2 separate regions of the Homo sapiens genome follow, and region 2 is linked to region 1. Evidence: read pairs that join two places in POLR2A ChIA-PET (ENCODE). Cell type or tissue: Panc1. All regions are shown on one strand. Each heading gives the region's core, and the rest is flanking DNA. Links, peaks and the distances in the headings are about the cores only.

Region 1 (5,436 bases), core at 91-5,090:
GAGTTGTGCAGCTCTAACCAAGGAATGCCAGGGATTGCCGGGAACCATAAGAAGCTGCAAAGGCAAGGAAGGGTTTGTTCCTAGAGCCTTCAGAAAGGACAAGGCCTTGCTAATACGTTGATCTCAAACTTCTAGTTTTCCAGAGCTGTGAGACAATGAATTTGTGTTGTTTTAAGTCATCCAATTTCTGGTACTTTGTTATGGGAGCCCTAGGAATGTAATACAGTGACGATTAGATAACATTTTAAACTGCATTGGAAAGTGTGATTTTTTTTTTTTTTTTTTTTTTTTTTTTTTAGATGGAGTCTCGCTCTGTCGCCCAGGCTGGAGTGCAGTGGCACAATCTCGGCTCACTGCAAGCTCTGCCTCCCGGGTTCACGCCATTCTCCTGCCTCAGCCTCCCGAGTAGCTGGGACTACAGGCGCCCGCCACCACGCCCGGCTAATCTTTTGTATTTTTAGTAGAGACGGGATTTCACCGTGTTAGCCAGGGTGGTCTCGATCTCCTGACCTCGTGATCCACCCGCCTCGGCCTCCCAAAGTGCTGGGATTACAGGCGTGAGCCATCACACCCAGCCTGGAAAGTGTGACTGTTTAAAAATCACTGTGTGCCAGGCTTGGTGGCTCACACCTGTAATCCTAGCACTTTGGGAGGCTGAAGCAGGCGGATCACTGCCTCTTCAGTAATGCCTGTTCTTCTACCTCTGGCTTGCTCTTGAATTCTGTCCTGGGCAAAGCCAAGAACTCAGCAGGCTAAGCTGCACTTTGGGGCTTGCCTGCCCTGCATCAATTGTATCATTACACAAAAACATTCCTGCTCCTCATTCATTATTGGAAATACAGTACCCTAAACAGTTAAAGTTTAACATTGAGTAAATCAGTTTCCAGCAGCTAAAAACAAAATATCCTCACCTAAATTGTTTCAAATATAGAATGGATAATATTTAATTTAGAAATTATGCATGGCAACTATAAAGTTTAGTTATGACTTTACGTTAATGCCTTGCTCAGTAAGTGCACAATTGAGAACTGCATACTTCTCTTTGTTGTAAAGGTAGGCCGAAAGTTTTTGGAGTGGATTGTCACTGAAGATCCCACCTCTAACTTTCTCCATGTTTTATATCAGACTTGGCTTGATTGAGAGATTAGCTTCCTGTGCTAGAAACACTACTCAACTTTAAATCATAAGACGTGGATCTGAGCCCTGGCTCTGCTACTCCTAAGCTGTGTAAAACTGGACAGCCCACTTAAGCATGATTAAAAGAGAAAGAAAATGTATATAAGTATCTGAGGTCAGTGCCTGGTACACAGGTGGCATTTAATAAGGATGGGCAAGACATGTAGTTAGATCTACAGTGTAACAATTAGGAGTGAAGGGCTGTGGAGGGAAACAGAACAAGGTTCAAATTCTGATTCTGCCACTTTCTGGTTTAACAGTTGAACGAATTGCTTGGACTCTCTAAGCTTCAGGTTTCTCCTCTGTGGAAAGGAGGAAATAATTCCCACAACCTACAGTTCTCTGCAAATATTAAAAACCATAATCCATAAGAATAATTTAGCATAGTGCTGGCACACTGTACATTCTTAATATTTTTCTGGTTATTATTAATGTTATTTAATGTTTCAGAATAGATGCTTTAACCATTCCAAGTTTTTGGATGTTTTAAATACAAAGATATTGAAATAAAATATTTTTTGGGCTACTTTTTTTAAAATTAAATTCAGAGTAATTCTAAATTATTGTAAGCTAAAACCTGAACTTTAAAACGATAATAATGGTATTAGCAAAAATAAAATGTAAGAAAAGACAATTTTATCACCAGGATTTAATACATAGAAGATGCATTCAACTCATATGCTTTCTCTCAAAGTGTGTTTTATTGGAATACCAAGATAGGTAAAGCACACTCTAATTTATATATATATAAATTATTTTATATTAATATATATATATTCATTTTATCACTTCTGAGGCATTGGGAAATGACCTTCTCCCAGATTATCCCCTGTTCCCTTGTACTCAATAGTCAACCATTAGAGATTTAATCCTTTTACTTAAAAATATATTCCCTGGAAAGAAAACAACAGGCTATCAGATGTGAACATCTAAGTGGAAATGAGGTTATCAGAAGCATTCCAAAAGAGAGCATGGATGCATAAATATTCCAGAAACAGAAATAGCAACTTACGAAAGGGAAAAGAAAGGTGAACAGATGCTGTGAAGATAAACTTCACTTTTTTCCCAGCTAAAACTGTCTCCAAACATTGGCAGAGAAGACCAGGAACTTTTTATAGATAACAACTGCTTTTTCTTTTTTAAATCATATGTGTTCTTGCATTTCTGTAATCACGAGAAACAAATTTAATTTAAAGATGCCAAAGGCTTTAGCCTCCTTTTTTCTTTTATATTGTGTCGGTAATCCAGATATTTCTGATATTTACATTAAAAGAACATGATACTGCTAATAGAAAACTGCCCTATCAAAATGTTTTTATAGTATCTGCTCTGGAGCTATAATTTTACTAAGGGTGACACAATAAAATGACAAACTTTTTAAAAATCACCTATTTTTAGTCTTTTCTTACATATAAAAATACACGTTAGATTGGCAGTTCTGACTTTTGGCAACCAAAAGCACAGCTTCAGAAAAGTATAATTATAAAATCACTCTAAAACTATTTTGTCATGTAGTATGTCAGGTAAATAATGGTTGCTTTAGTGAGAAAGAGAAAAAGAATGAGAGACTATTCGTAATTAAATGAGTCTAAGAGAGAAATGACAACTAAAGGCAATAAGTGATCTTGGACTGAAACTAGAGGTATAAAGGACACTTTAAAAATGGTTGCTTTAATGTGAAAATTATTTTAGTAACTGGTTATGCAAATTTAGGCATTTGTTCAAGTGAAGGTTAAGACTGTGAGAGGGAACGGCTAACACCCCCTGAGAATATTGTTTTTTATTCTCAACAAAGAACAAAGGAGGCATATGTTTCTTTTCTTTTGAGTAATCTAAAACAATTTACTTGTTTTTGGTTTTTTTTTTTTTTTTTTTTTTTGAGATGGAGTCTCACTCTGTTGTCCAGGCTGGATTATGCAGTGGTGCAATCTCAGCTCACTTCAACCTCCACCTCCTGGGTTCAAGTGATTCTCCTGCCTCAGCCTCCAGAGTAGCTGGGACTACAGGCATCTGCCACCACCCCTGGCTAATGTTTCCATTTTCAGTAGAGACAGGGTTTTTTCATGTTAGCCAGGCTGGTCTCAAACTCCCAACCTCAAGTCATTCACCCGCCTTGGCCTCCCAAAGTGCTGGGATTATAGGTGAGAGCCACCTTACCTGGCAACCTCTTTATTTTAAAAGTACTTTTAAAATTTCAAAAGTAAAATGTATTTGTTTTTTAAAAATTCCAGTACACAAAAGTATAAAATAAGAGTGTCCTCACCTTAGCTCCTCTCTCTCAATTGTTTGTCTAGTATTCTTTGCACCTGTGCAGACATTTTATATATAAGGAGGCAACGCAGAGAGAAAGAAATGTTCTTCAAACTTTATGGTCAAGGTTATCAAATACTGACACTGGGGTTTTATAACAGCTAAAGATGGGTCTTTGCAGATGAGACAGTCTTCATAATTGGGGTCTTTTCACCATTTCACATAGAGTTTAACTGAACTGTTTGTATTACGATGAAATCTTTAGCTATTCAAATATGAATCATGGATATTTATAACCCAGTGTTGTCCAATTTAACATTTCATGGTTCTAGCTGCTGAAGCCAGAAAAGAGCATCAGAAGGCAAACCTTTAAATGTCTTCGAAGTTCATTTTAAGTACTGCCCTCAAATTCTGCGTAGGTTTCTAAAGCTTGCTCATTTTCTAAGAGTCTACTACATCTAATGGATGGCAAGAAGTCCAATGAGCCTCTGGATCTGGGTGAGATGAAGAGCCACCTCCTCTCTGTCTGCGGAGAGGGAAGCACTCTGAGAATAGACACTCCTGCAATTTGGCACATTGTTTTCAGCCCTAACTGAAACTAGGAAATGCAGGGAAGTGTGATCATGAAAATAACAGGATCAGAGGAGTGTAGAAATTAGCTGGCTTTTTTCCCCTACAAAATTCATAAAAACAGACTATCTTAAGTGTGGGGTATGATTTCTGGGTTTTATGTAAGAAGAGATGTCTTACAGCTGAAACCATGAAACCAACAAGAGAATATCTTTCACCTCCCTGTGACTCAAGGCACATTGCAAGAATGCTGCGTAGAAGTACATCCAACAAAACTGACCCAAAAGCACAAATGCAGGAGTGGGGCTGGAGATGGTGATTCTTTCTAATTAAAGTCCTGGCTCATGTAGTTGTGGGTATTCTGTGAGACTACATACGAGTATTTAGTGCAATGCCTGCTTTGTGGAAGTGCTCAATACACAGTCATTGGCAGAGTGGTTGTTAAGACTTCATTCTAACTTTCAGAGCATCCTCATGACACTTCATTCATGGAGAGCAGTGTTTCTTTGTTAACAAAAATCCACATAAATCATGGGCAGTTGGGGAAATTTTTCCTTACCATCAGAAACTTTGAAAATGACCTCTCAAGGTAGGAAGGAGACAGATTATATACATGTGTGTTCAACTGTAAATCCCTTGAATGAGTTTTATCTCCCCCCTCACAATGCCCAGCATAATGCGTGACATGACATATAATATGACCTAATAAATGTTGCCATCTAGGGTAGGGGGTAAGAGCATAAACTCTGGAGCCAAGCTGTTTTATTCTTGGCTCTCCTGCGTAGCTATGTCATCATGGACAAGTGACCTAACCTCTTCGTGGTTCAGTATCCTCAACTGTGAGGTAAGGACATGAATAGTTTCTACCTCCTTGGTTTGCCATGAGGAGTAAATGAATTAGGACATGTAGATTGTTCATAATACTGCCTACTACCTTGGTATGCTATCTGTTTGCTATTATTGTTATGATGACGAAGAAGATGATGCCCACTCCCCACCCAAAGCACTAACTTTAGAAATACCTTACAGCTTAAGGACACACCCTCTGCCTCCTTTTCTGGTACTTAGTGACCGTCTAAGAAATAAATATGGTTGTTCTTTTTATATCTGTTAATAGCACGTGATAATAGCTACTAAGTGAAACCCTTTCTACCTGGTTGTAATTTTTTTTTCAAGAAAAAAATTTTTTACAACAATTTTTTTTCAAGATGCCAAGGAAGTTGTCAAGCACCTCTGCTATAATTCTCAACAGGCAAAATTGAGTTTTTTTCTTATTACTTTGTAAGCATCATTTGAAAAATGATTAGAACTCTGATATTTATGCTATATTTAGGAAAATACAACATTTTCTAAATTATTGGGATAACTATATATACTAGTAGTATTGTCTAACCCTACTGGGGCTTTGGAGGGTATCAAATTAGCTTATTCAAGAATAAA
Region 2 (5,436 bases), core at 327-5,326, 280 kb after region 1:
CATGAATATGCTGCTAGCTGTACCTTAAATAAACTGATCAGTTTTAAAACCTTTAATAGGGTTTTATATAGATTTAAAAAATAGTAAAATAATCTGCTGTATGTTTCAGTGTTCTTGGTCTTAAATTATTGCAACACTTTCAGATTTGTTTTAAGATCATACAGTAACATGTTATATTTATACATACTGCTAGAAAATATACTTTTAGTTTTAAAATGGAATTTTTATAAATGTACTTTAATTTTAAAATGGTGAACTTGTTAAGTTTAAGTCAAAGTACTTAAAAAGTATGTATATTATCCATACAAAAAGTTATGTTTTACGCTTATAATAAGAAATACTGGTATCTCATATCGAGATACAATTAATTTTAAAAAATCATACATCATTTAAAAATCTTCACACATGAACAGGAAAGATATCATTTCTATGCTTTAAAAAACCCTCTATTGAGCATTTTCAAATATTAATTTTATTTTGGGGGAAAATGCCCACAACAATAATTGCAAGATCTTTCTCAATAGCTTCAGTTTGCTGTTGGATGCCTACCTTAACTATTGTTTTAAAATATAGATATATATATATATATTTAAAATAGTTTTCCAGGTATTTTCTTCTACCTTTTTTAAAAATAAATTTCCAAAAATGAAAACAGAGTTTATGTATTTTTGTCAATGAAGGTTTTTATTTTGTAGTTTATAGAATTTGTTCCTTATCAGTTTGATACTTGATCAACATTCTTAGACTTTTTAATCTGTATTTACTTTGGGGGGAAAAAAGCACTCCTATATCTTAAATGTCCTTCTTTTTTCTTTTCCCTTTTAGGGTATTTGTTCTCTTGGATTGAAATTTATGCCCACAGATTTTTCTTTTCATTTGAAAATGAATGTGAAGATACTGTTTACAGCTTTTGTTAATTGCACTTTTCATCACTCTGATCAATTTCTTGTAAAGTGCTATGGGAATTATTTTTCCTGTGAATATTAATGATTTTACTACTGCCTCCGAAGTTTTAAAAAAGGTTCTGTAGACAGAAAACAGTTGTTGCAACCAAAAACAACCAAAAAAAGAAAAAAAGGGAAAACTGGCTTACCTTTCTCAGATGAATTAAATGATTTTAATAACTTCCCAATTACCAGGGTTATAACATTGCTTTCTTCAGTTATTAATACAGTCAAATTAATTTTAACAATATAGGCACAATTCATTTACAAATTCAGTACAGTAGTCCAGGGCTACATGTAAGTGGTCTCTTTATTTTATTCTTTACATCAGAAAAATCATGAATGTCAGTTTTGCCAGTATTTTACAATGAGGCTTATCGTTTAAAATTTTATAGTGTATGACATGTAAATAAACCAGTATTTATTGTAGGTTGTTTGATTCAGGCATTTCAAATGGATATAGGTTAATGGCAATGGAATCCTATTTATTTGGTAGTTGGTTTTGTTTGTTTTTGTTTATTTACTTTTGCTATTTGTTTTGTATTGTCTAAACTTTGCTTCAACTGAAGACAGTGTAAGGAGTTGAAAATACAATCAACATAGCAATGGAAAGCAATGCAAAGAGGGTAAATCTTGTTTTAATTTTTTTAACTTTTTTTTTTTGTAAATAAATAGTACTGTGATACTTTAGGTGTGACCTCTATTCCACATGATAGTTAGAACCAGAAAAACACTTTTGCTTTCTAGTTATACTATTGGTTCATTGTAAATGCATTACCAAAAGACAATATGAAAAAGAGCAAGATTAAGTTTTTCTAACATTGTCCACTTCAGGGGCAAGCATGCTTGGTATAGAGCTCTAGCTTGTGTATACCTTAAACTGTAACTTGCAGGTGTTTTTCAGTTGCTGCACTTTTTATTTAATCTTGCTCAGTCCCAGTAACTATCTCAAAGGTAATTGCTGGAATATGCATTTTGAAATACGGTTTAAAAAAAATCTGTGTATTGTTTCATCTAAAAAGAAAAGCACTATTGGAAACACTAAAAACGTGTTAAACTTTGTAGTTATTTTGCATTCCTGTACTTTACAAACTGTCATCACAGCAAAAAGTTTAAAATTAGGTAATGAAATATTTTTGTAAATAAATACCGTTAAGCTGGTATTTTAAAAAATGTATTATAAATTAATTAATGTTTCTGGAAAATGTTCATATATATGTATATGAATGTCTCTTTATGCTGAAGGGCTCTGATTGGGCAAAATAAAATACTCTAATCTCTCCTGAAACTAAACAAGCCCTTTTTCCTGGAAAATTTGTTCTAATTTTTTTCTGAATTATGGAATTAATCTATTAATAACCTAAGAAAATAATTGATTAAAAAAATAGATTCCCACATTTACTGAAAGTGAAGCTAATCATATAACTCAGGTAATACCAACTATATTTTTCTTGACTATCTGGAGTTTTTGGTGAAAAACACCTACCCCTGTGTTGGGTGGATTGAGAGTAAAGGAGACAGGGTGAGAGTTAAGGAATAGGAATGAAATCTGAGTGCATGCTTCTTGGCCTTTAGTGTGTACGCGAATCACCTGAGGATCATATTAAAATACAGATTCTGATTCATTGCATTTGAGGTGTGGCCTGATTTTGCATCTCTAACAAGCTTCAAGCTAATATAGATGCTGCTGGTCTTGGAACATACTTTGAGTAGCAAGGATATGGATAGTTTCCACAGAGTGTCAGTGTCCAACTACTTGTACGAAAAATGAGTATCACATTAATGAATCTTGAAAAATGTAAAGAAGACCAAACAGTACTTACCACTGTTTCTGTTGTGTTTTAGAATAAAAGACGTAGTAGTTCTCTTATTACATTGAAGGATTATTTGATTTTGAAATATATATATTTTTTATTGTGACACATGCTTATCCCACATGGTGGCAGTCTCGTCTCACTGTGTGAGCCTTTAGCAAGAAGCGTTGCAGTACAATTTTACATGGGAAAAAAACATAGACTTTCCAAAGGATAATTTTCATGATACTTTTTTATCCAGAAAGTTACTAAACACTCTTAGATATGGAACAGATAATATGTTCCTAAGGTATTATAAAGTTATGTAAATCATTTGGTAGAGTGATCTGGTTTATTATCAAAAAATTTTTCAGTGTCTTTCTAGGAAATAGAGGCATAAAGTGATAAAATTTTAAAAACTGAAGATTGTCTTCATGTCTCCGGTCATGCCTTTTTAAAGAACATTATATTGGGTATGTGCTGTGTAAATAGTACAGTGCTATCCACTGCTTTAGATAAAAATTTAAGTTGTCATTGTAACCCTTCATAGGAATTTACAGGAAGATTCTGATTTTCTAGGAGTTTACAGGAAGATTCTGATTTTCTTCCATTAGTTTAAAAATTGTATGTTTGCCCCATTTTTATGCTTTTTTCAGTTTTTGTACAAAAGTGTTTTGTCCTAGGTACCTTAAGGAAAGCTTTCAAAATGCTTTTTTTAGACTAAAACATCTTTTAAATAAGAAAATACTTACCTGTCATTTTATTTTTTTCAAATTCAGTCTGTCTTTTTAATATCAATAATGTATATTCTGTTAACTTTAAACTTATGGAAATATTCTAACATTTAGTTTTAGTCATTTTATATGATTTTATACTGTTTTAAAAAACAAAACCCCATAGCTTCTTTTTTTAATAACTTTTCAAAAACAGCATGAAAGTAAGATACATATTTAACAAGGTTCCAACAAAATAGAATATTCTGTTAGTAGCAAAGGAAGGGAGTCTGAGGACTTCATTTAAAGTTATTAAGGAGAGAGAGAGAGAGTGTGTGTGTGTGTGTGTGTGTGTGTGTGTGTGTGTGTGTGTGTCCCACCAAACAAGAGACCTCCTTGTTCATCTCTCCCGGGCTGAGTTCGACTCTGAACCTTTCTTTCCACTTCTCTCTGCTGCTTCCATTTCATTTCTGTTCCTGCCCCCCATGCCTCTCACCCCAATTCTCTTTACTCTTTAGTATGTTTTATTTTAGCTAACTACTTTTCTTTGCCCATTTAGCAGGGAAATAATGCAATCCCTCTGTTTCCCAGGGCCCCTCCTAAATACTGAGTAGATTTGTAAATAATGTTTGTAAATACAATAACGCCATCCCTACTCTTTGTTACCTCCAGACACTCAAAATATCAGCAGATAAAGCAAAACACATTAGTACATGGAAGAAATACTGTGCTGAGGCTGAGAATTGTAACTCCCAAGAGCACTGCAGGAGTATGTTTGGATAGAACACACTGCTGCTTCACTAGGGTGTTTATCCAGCTTGCTTTTTTATTTTTTGAGACACAGTCTCACTCTCACACAGGCAGAAGTGCAGTGGTACAATCATGGCTCACTGCAGCCTTGAACTCCTGGGTTCAAGCAATCCTCCTGCCTCAACCTGCCAAGTAGTTTGGACTACAAATGTGCCTCACCACTTCCAGTTAAGTTTTTTATCTTCATTTTTTTGTAGTGACAGGTTCTCACTATCTTGTCCAGTCTGGTCTTGAACCCCTGGGCTCAAGCGATCCTCCTCCCTTGACTTCCCAGAGTGCTGGAATCACAGGCATGGGCCACCACACCCAGCCAGGTGTTTTAGCTTTCAAGATCAAAGATGCCCAGAAATTACAGCATTGCATGAGTACAAAAGTTAGAAGACCACACATTTCAGAAAGTGAAAACCTCCATGTTCCTTTAATAACAATGTGACTGCAGATACCATTAGTCTAAGCAGTGGTTCTCCAACTTGAACATCAGAATCTCCTGGATACACAACTTTTGTGAAAACACATCACTGGATCACATCCCCAGAGTTTCTGATTCAGTAAGCCTGCAGTGGGGCCCGAGGATTGGTATCTTAACAAGTTCCCAGCTGATGCCGAAGGTGCCAGTCTGCAAACCACACTTACTGAGAACCCTGATGTAGAGCAATGCCCTAGAAGCAGTGTCTTCTCTGTATCACATGGTTTAGATGTCTCCGTTACTATCTGGTAATGAAATTATAGATAATATGCTTGCCTATACATTCAATTTTTAAAAATCAACATAGTGTCTGAACTAATGTGCCAGAGATATGAAATGAAAGCAATTTATAATTTTTAAAAAAGTATTTCAATATGCAAATGCTGAGGTTACACACAAGAAGAACAAAGACAAGTCACACATATTTCTAAAACGTTCCGAAGGGGGTATCCCCTCCTAACCTCACTCCCGTTGTAGCCTCACTTTGCCCCTCACACCCTCTGACGTTTGAACCCTTGGGCCAGAGAGTAGAACCTGCAATAGGACCCATCCTTTTTCAAATTTGTTCCCATGCAGTGGGACTGTCACGAATATGTTTATAAATGTTATGCCATAATATATACATGAAAGTATAGACTACTTAAATGCTAGTTTGGAATTTTAGAGCAGTTTGCATTAATTCCTCTTACAAATTTATATTCACTTTCTTA

Evidence for each region. Peaks named below come from ENCODE experiments on the same cell type or tissue, not always from the same donor. Only the 100,000 strongest peaks of a DNase experiment are listed, where the experiment ranks them.
Region 2: POLR2A ChIA-PET joins it to region 1 with 16 read pairs; 2 of 35 experiments call an interaction of 5 or more read pairs at or near these places.

The regions. Positions count from the first base shown.
Region 1 is chr6:147,110,522-147,115,957 of GRCh38, forward strand. The region is part of intron 4 of STXBP5-AS1 (STXBP5 antisense RNA 1); the gene reads right to left. Among named protein-coding and RNA genes, the nearest start is that of LUADT1, 46 kb to the right of the region's middle. In Panc1, for the core only: no CTCF peak of the experiment used is centred there; no DNase peak of the experiment used is centred there; H3K27ac peaks cover 2,621 bases.
Region 2 is chr6:147,388,237-147,393,672 of GRCh38, forward strand. STXBP5 (syntaxin binding protein 5) reads left to right here. Exons shown (of 28, transcript NM_001127715.4): 28 at 1-2,237. It overlaps LOC124901421 (a long non-coding RNA gene), which reads right to left. Exons shown (of 3, transcript XR_007059802.1): 3 at 462-5,436. Among named protein-coding and RNA genes, the nearest start is that of SAMD5, 120 kb to the right of the region's middle. In Panc1, for the core only: CTCF peaks have their summits at 2,882 and 3,082; no DNase peak of the experiment used is centred there; H3K27ac peaks cover 384 bases.